2 separate regions of the Homo sapiens genome follow, and region 2 is linked to region 1. Evidence: chromatin loops called from intact Hi-C (ENCODE). Cell type or tissue: CD14-positive monocyte. All regions are shown on one strand.

Region 1 (4,000 bases):
AGTTCTGCAGGAAATCCAGCATTATTAATTTGGTTGTTGTGGAGGTAGAGTACAGTTACGCCCTCCGGGATCCCAAGAGGCACTGAGGTCAAGCTTCGCTCATTACAGTAGACAAAGTTCCTGTCGCAGCGGCACACACTAGGGCAGGCCAGGAGTTTGGACACCTGTGAGTAGAGCCCCAGGGAAATGATAAGCCAAGACTTCAGGAAAAAAGCCCCATGGCTGGGCCACTTTGTGGTCTGTAGGCCCATTTCTGAAGTACGGAAATAAAATACAATGTGGTGGGAAAAAGAAAAAGAAAAAAAAAATAAACAGCAAAATCAAAATGACTGGATGGGGTTCTGTTGAAGTCCAGAACTCCAGCTAGAGGGAACGTCCTGAGGGCGTATGGTAAAATAATCTCCCTGCTGTCTCTGGTCTTATCAGCCTGTGTTGCCCTCTTTGCTGCTGTCCTCCATGTGCAAAAAATTCAACAGGGAGAATTTTTCCACACTGGCAACAGGTGATGGCAAGTTATCAGCCGTGTCAACACAAGCCCAAGTGGGCAGGCAGAACTCTCTTCTTCTTTTGTAGGTCAAGCCAGCCTTGATTAGCCTACGAACTTCTTGGTTAAGCTCAATCTGCAATCTGTTGCAGGAAAGAAAAGAGGAAATGGTCAGTTAAAGGCAGTAATGAAAGAAGTGCCCAATATGACTCTGAGCCTTTCAAAAACAACGAGATTGGGATGAAATGTTGAGGGGCCAGGGCTGGCATTAAGTGGAATTTCAAATAACAGTAACTTACTTGAAAAGGTATTCAAGAAATAATTAATATAGTATCTTCAAAAGGACATCATGCTATTACCTGTCACTATCAACCATCATATTGTGAATTTAACATCCTAATCAGTACCTTCTCTTTTATCTATTCTTTATCTATTTGCATATCCAAACACTTAATTACAACAGGCACACTGCTGAATCCACTCAATCAGTTAATGATAATTATCTACAAATCCTACTGGTCATAGACTAGTTTCAAGGTAGAGGTGATGACTGACAGCTAGCAAAAGTGAAGGGGAAAATGTGAAGCCCTGCAGAGTTATATATTTAAAAATGCAACATGGAGACTAATAAAGTCACTTAAAAAGATGCATCCTTACAGAAAAGTTATTCCAAATGTATTATATTTCCAAATACATTTACTAGATATGAACTTTCATATACTATGTTATAAAAAAGCTGTAGCTGAATAAGTTGCCATTTCCTTTTAAAATGTATTTTAAAACTCTGATACAAAACCTTATTCATGCTTAATGGAAAATTTTAGAGAATAAAATATAAAGAACACAGTATGAAGGTGATAAAGATTATTCATTATATTATCACTCAAAGATAACTGATCGATTTGCTTACTTTCCTTTTTTCTATACATATACTTAACAAAATTGGAATCATTATTTTTCTTTTTGTTACCTAACATATGTCATGACCACATTACCACATGATTTAAAACAATCATTCAAAGAAAAAAAAGAAATTCAAAGAAAAAATTTTTCAAAGAAAAAAAAGTAGTATAAACGTAGTGAACAGAAGCATGTATGAAGGCAGAGAGACTTTTTTCTTTCCCACTTCTTGTCTCCCTTCCTCTTTATCTTCCTCCAAAATAGCTTGCACCTCAAGTCACCGAGGAGAATGACTAAGCTCCAGCCCACAAAACATTTCCACTTATCTCCTCCTTCGAGACCTCTAGGTCCAGATGAGATACACCATTGTGATCCCTTGAAGAGTTGCCAAGCTCACGACTAGGGGTAAATTATTTTTCAACAGCACCACCTTCCTTCCGTCTGTGCTTTCCTGCTTTTATAGGAGGTCTTTTAGCAAATTTCGAAATGACAGAAGACACAGTTGAGGAAGTCAAGGCAATCCACAGATAGTAATCATGCCTTCTTGCTCCAGAATGTATTCTATCTGTTTTTAGATTAGAGAGGTAAAGAAGTTAATTGAAAGGTGCCAGATTTGATTTCCCTACAAAATAAGCTAACATGACAGGACATGGCGAACTGCAAGTCTCTTAATTCTCACCAATACATGGAGATTGAAACAACTTACATCTAAAAGCATAGAGGAACTATTTGAAATTGTTCTCTTAGCTATCTTTAGAAATATAATTAAAAAAGAAAAAAAGAACACTGGAAATGTTATTTAAGTGTCAAGGATGTTGTAAATGTGTTCTATAATTTAAAAGATTGTTAAGCCATCTCAAAAAATGCCTTCGATGACCAGAAAAGGTAAAACTCATTTTTTATTGTTTCGGAAATATAAGGTGGGTGGGAGGGGATCTTTTTTCAGGTAAAATAGAGAGATACGATGCTTTATTAAAAATCAAGCATGGCCGGGCTTGATTTCATGTGGTGGCTTACACCTGTAATCTCAGCACTTTGGGAGGCTGAGGCAGGCATATAGCTTGAGCCCAGGAGTTCGAGACCAGCTTGGGCAATATAGTGAAACCCCATTTCTATTAAAAATTAGAAAAATTAGCCAGGTGCGGTGGTATGAGCCTGTAGTCTCTGCCACTCTGAAGGCTGAGGTGGGAGGATTGCCAGAGCCTGGGAGGCGGAGGTGAGCCAAGATCATGCTGTTGCAGTCCAGCCTGGGTGACAGAGCAAGAACCTGCCTCAAAAAGAAAAAAAAAAAAAAAAAGTCAAGCATTATTTAATTTTTTACAAAACCTAATATACATTTTGCTGCTGAAAAGGATGCCATTCCTTCCAAAAGAAACCTCTCTATAAACTTAAAGAATAATTTATATAACTGAGGTGGCATAGGAAAAATGAGTTTAATGCTATCAGCCTGATGGCATCCTTAGCTCAGGTTTCAAACCATCTTAATGTTCCCTAACATCTTGGTACTCAAGTGTGGTCCTTGGTCCAGCAGCATGAGCCTAACCTGGCAAGATGGTAGAAAAGCTAAACCTCAGGCCCAGAATGTTAGCGAGAGCCTGGGATGGGCGCATTCAAATTTGTGAAGCACTATGAACATCTTATTTAATCATTCATGTTTTAATTTATTAAATGTAAAATAGATGCAAGAGCATGTTACATGACTCTTTTGAGAAGAGATAAGGCATACTAATCACTTTTGTCCCCGGGAGACAGTCTCAAATAACATCTTATATGTAAATTACATCTTCTGGGTGGAGCAGTGCAATGACTATGTACGACACTTGGCCTTAACAGAAAATGTTTATCTAGATGACAAGTACTAATGCCTAGTAGGACATTAAAGAGTTACTTGTCATCACCGGAGCCCACTTTTGTAAAACATTTAAGAATAAAAAACAGTTTGGTGCTATTAATAATTACTTCCACAAGAGATAGGAAAGTGAGACTAAAGAATAAAATGTAATGTTTTTAAGTATTCTACTGGCATCTTCAAAGTGTGATAGAAGCAACCACTGAAAAGAATGTCCTAGGAGAGAAAAACAGCAGCACCAGGGTCTCTAAGTTCATATGTAAAAAGAATAGATACTTCTACATTGTCTTATAGGCCAAGTATTAGGGGCTAAGAAACAAATCAATACTTGAGGATGATGGTGTTTGCTTAGAGTTCATCAACTAACAGCCTCAAGGACATTAACACTGGGAGCAAACCAAGTACTCAGGGATGGGCCTAGAAACTATTATTATGCATCCAGATCGTAAATTTTCCATTTCCTGAACTGTGTCCTCTGCAAGGAGAGAACAGGCCCCCATCAGCCAACCCTTTGCCCCCAGGCCTTGCTCTCTTGCAGGCATATTTTACTCATGAGTGGCTCTTTTGTAATTATATAAGAAGATGATGTGGTTCTGAAGAAAGCTCCTAATAAGATTACATGGGGCAAACTGTCACTGTTCATATACCTTAATAGGAGAAAAGTCCCATCTAGACCACAATGTGTTGATCGGCTATGACAAGTTCAATTTTGAATGAAAACAAACTCTCAGGGCTTTCTTTGACCTTCTTGGGAATCCCACAAAATA
Region 2 (4,000 bases), 55 kb after region 1:
ATGTTTGCTTCATTCCTGGGAAGCTAATACATAGAAGGGATATGTTCTTTTTTTTTTTTTCATGCTGAAGATTTCATAGTATCCAACACTGAGACTATTTTTCAGCCACGAGATGACACTTTCTTCCCCTGCAACCAGGCCAGGAATATAAACCTTGTATATTCCACCGTATGTATTTGGATCAACTACTGAAGAATACGAAATATTGCATTTTCCAAAGTGCTTTCACCTAAATAGCTGCAGAAATTTCTATCTTGCACACACACACACACACACACACACACAACCATGGAAGTTAAGAGGACTGAGTGTTCCTTTAGGATTCAACTTGAGAATTTACCTTTGATTATCTTACAGGCTGAGCATCAAGATAATTTTCTTGATTCCTTTATGAAGTCATTTTATTCTCAGAAAACAGTCCCTGATTTCAGTCTAAAGCAGAATAATACTTTGTTATGTTTGCTTCTTTTTTTCCTCAATAAAATCCTCTCTTGAAAGTCTCTACAATCAGACTCAACAGGCATCCGGTGAAAACCATCTTCCCTGACCCACGCATGTGTGGCTCATCAGGCCCTCAACCAAAATGAATTAGGCCAAGTATCATTGTGATAGTGGGTCTCTAACCAGGTAGAATCTGTTTTGTCTCCTGATCTCCAGTGTATGAATCATCAGATTACTTCATGGAAAAAACTACTGCTGGCATAATAGCACTTGCAAATTTCCCTAATTGTGTCATTTTCCTATACAGGTTTACTTGTTGGCATGGCTTAGATTTGGCAGAGGACAAAGACTCATGTTTCTTATTCTAATGATTGGTGGGAACATCGGGGTGGGAGGGGTGGCAGTTGACAAAAAAATCGGTGTATTTTGCTTATTCATCCTTTCATCCTCTACTGAAATCATTCCCCAAACAATGAAGTTTCTGTCTGGAGGACTAACAAAGCAATGTGTTTTCTCCATTAAGATAAGACCTCATGGTGGGTATTTTATCATAAATTCCATTTCAGGTTCCAAGGCCCCATGGATTCAATTGGTATGAAGTTATCAGTGTCACATCAAGCACATTTTCCCTCTTGACCTAAATTAGCTTTCAATCTAGGATTCTTTTAATGCTACTTCCAAGAGTCTTTCAAGCATGACAACTCGAAATGCCAACTTTTATTTTAAAAGCTAACGATGTGTATTTTAAAACCAATAACCTCACCACAAGAAGCTTATATATCTTAATACATCTCCATGCATATGGTTTCTAAAATCATTCAAAAATTTAAATAAATAAAAAAAATTTTGATCACTAACCATGCATGTAATGGAGAGGTAGTAATATCACTATTAATAATATTGGGAAACTATCGGGGTCCCAGATGCCACATAATATTCTGAATAGCAACATCAAGGTCATTATTTTTACATCCAGCCCAATAAAACAATTGTAGATTCCACCTGTCACATATCCACACTTCAACTTAAAATGAATGTGACAGATTACTTATGAGACAAATAGCAGCACACAAGTGATGTTATGACAAAAGCTATTTTGATGACTGCATACATACTCAGGTTATTAATATCACTCCTATGCAAAAACAATATATGACACTCCAGGCTGCATATGCTATTTGGGTCAGGAAGGCTTTCATTATCTTCGTTCAGAAAATAAAACAAAACAAAACTGTTTTTCAAAGTAAAGTAGTTCATTCCCTTTCCCAAGATCCCTGAAAGGAATGGAGGTGACGAAAATGGAAATCTGGTTTAAAATAACACTTTAGGATTTCTGTGGCTTTGTACCACTGACTGTTATACATACTATCTTACAAATTGCATACCAAGACTGGCAGAGTTCATAACTTTGTTGCTCTTTTCTTGCTATCATAGAAATGGTAAGGCAGAGAGCCAAGATAACTAGTGATCATAGGATGAGTCTCTTATCTCCTTCACTTGATAAAACTAGTGATCACATGATAAATCTTATCTATCTCACATCACAACCAAAAACCCCTTTGAGATCAGTGCTATTACAATTCTCATCGTCCAGATGTAGGAGCTGATTTGCAGAGGATGCGAAGCTGCACAGTTTAAGAACTATTACATTACATTACATACAGTTTGTTTCAATCATGCTAGGTATAGTAGTATTTTTCTGTAATAGAGTTACCCACGTCTTCAAAAGACACAGAAAACGGTGTGCATGACAGAATCTTACTTTCAAATACTGCCTTTTGATGTTATCTGAGAGCCTCATAACCCACCAGAAAACTAGCCCTTTTGCCAATGTCAAAATATCCTTTAATAAATCTTCCACGAATACATTTGGAACAATCTTGGTTGGTCCAGTGGAAATGTAATGACTTAGGCTTTTAATTACCTAAATATATTTTTAACCCGGGTTACTGGTGATTGTATTTACTTGTTTAATTTTTGATTGCTTTCTATTTCTCTAAGACGATTCATTTGTACTAAAATGAGGTAAACCAGTGTTTCTTTTAATACTCCCAAATTTTACTCAACATATGGGTTAAACATTGTTAAAGCTTCTAAACTGATATAGGCAATTGAAGCCAATCCAAGCAATACATATTCGAGTAATACATAGTCACTGGCCAAATCAATTCGTGGGTTATGAGAAAACAATGCCATTTGGCTGAAATATTCCCTATGTACAGGCAGAGAAGAGCAGGTAGCCAAGTGCCACTTTGGTGTTCTGCCATGTCAACATTCAAAACAGGGCCATAGAAAAGCAAAACGCTCTGTCCACCCTCTCCTTCCCTTAATAAGTTCATCTATGTAGGAAGAGGACAAGTGCCCTGACTTCTGGCTGTCCACGTAAGTGTCAAATGTAGGGGCCCTTTCACACTAGGGCTTCTACATGAGTGTCTCCCTTTAAACTCTCATGTCTTCCCTGGAATTTAGATCAATTATCATCCATTGAGTTATGTACAAATAGCAGACATACTCATGGTCTCCACCTAAGAGGAAATAGAACATTTCACTTTTCTTGAGAGAAAAGTCAACTTTATCTATTTTTTTGTTTGTCTGTTTTTCTATTTTAAGATTACATAAAGTACTAGGGTTTGGAGGTAAGAGATCTGAGCCAAGTCATGGTTTTGCTGTGTCCGCACCCAAATCTCATGTTGAATTGTAATCCCCACATTGGAGAAGGGGCCTGGAAGGAGGTGATTGAATCATGTAGGTGGACTTCCCCCTTGCTGTTCTCATGATAGTGAATGAGTTCTTGGGAGATCTGGTTTTTTAAAAGTATGTGGCACTTCCCTCTTCTCTTTCTTCCTCCTGCTCCACCATGTGAAGAAGGTGCCTGCTTCCCCTTCGCCCTTCTTCCACAACTGTAAGTTTCCTGAGGCCTCCCCAGCCATGCTTTCTGTGCAGCCTGAGGAACTGTGAGTCAATTAAACCTCTTTTATTCATAAATTACCCAGTTTCAGGTAGCTTATTACAGCAGTGTGAGAACAAACTAACACAAGGTGTGTGGGACTCAATGTATCTGGCATTTGTTAAACAACATAGACCATGGAGTCAGACACATCCAGTCTCATTCCAATCTCACCATTAGGAAGTGGTTGTAAGGCCCTGGTGACAGGGGTAACTACTGTGATATTACCTGGGAACAACTGTGATAACCCCTACTTCCCTAGGCTTCTGTAATTGCCAGGCAGCAATGCCCAGAGAACCATAATTCTCAAACTTAGTATGTGTTCCTTTTAAGGAGTGGAGGTCCAACAGATGCTTTTTGATGTCTAACTTTACATAAGTAAAAAAAAAAAAAATTAAAAATCACACTGCTTTATTATTTATTTACATATACAACACTGTGAAAAGGGCGCTAGATAAGTAGAACAAGAAGCCCAGTTTCTGGTACATCCTGCTTCTCAGTCACCTCTAGGTCTCTGGAACTTGAAAGCTATGTCTCTTCTTGCAGGGTTCTGTTACAATCCATTGATTTTCCCTCACGGTATAAAGTTCCCTTTGCTTAGTTTCACTGGAC

The links. Peaks named below come from ENCODE experiments on the same cell type or tissue, not always from the same donor. Only the 100,000 strongest peaks of a DNase experiment are listed, where the experiment ranks them.
Region 2: a loop joins it to region 1, with 1.9 times the contacts of the local background. A loop is called at or near these places in 1 of 110 quality-filtered maps.

The regions. Positions count from the first base shown.
Region 1 is chr14:85,617,766-85,621,765 of GRCh38, reverse strand. FLRT2 (fibronectin leucine rich transmembrane protein 2) reads right to left here. Exons shown (of 2, transcript NM_013231.6): 2 at 1-627. The coding sequence starts at 251. Among named protein-coding and RNA genes, the nearest start is that of FLRT2-AS1, 88 kb to the right of the region's middle. In CD14-positive monocyte, no CTCF peak of the experiment used is centred here; DNase peaks (open chromatin) are centred at 615 and 1,655; H3K4me3 peaks cover 618 bases; H3K27ac peaks cover 599 bases.
Region 2 is chr14:85,562,835-85,566,834 of GRCh38, reverse strand. The region is part of intron 1 of FLRT2 (fibronectin leucine rich transmembrane protein 2); the gene reads right to left. Among named protein-coding and RNA genes, the nearest start is that of FLRT2-AS1, 33 kb to the right of the region's middle. In CD14-positive monocyte, no CTCF peak of the experiment used is centred here; no DNase peak of the experiment used is centred here.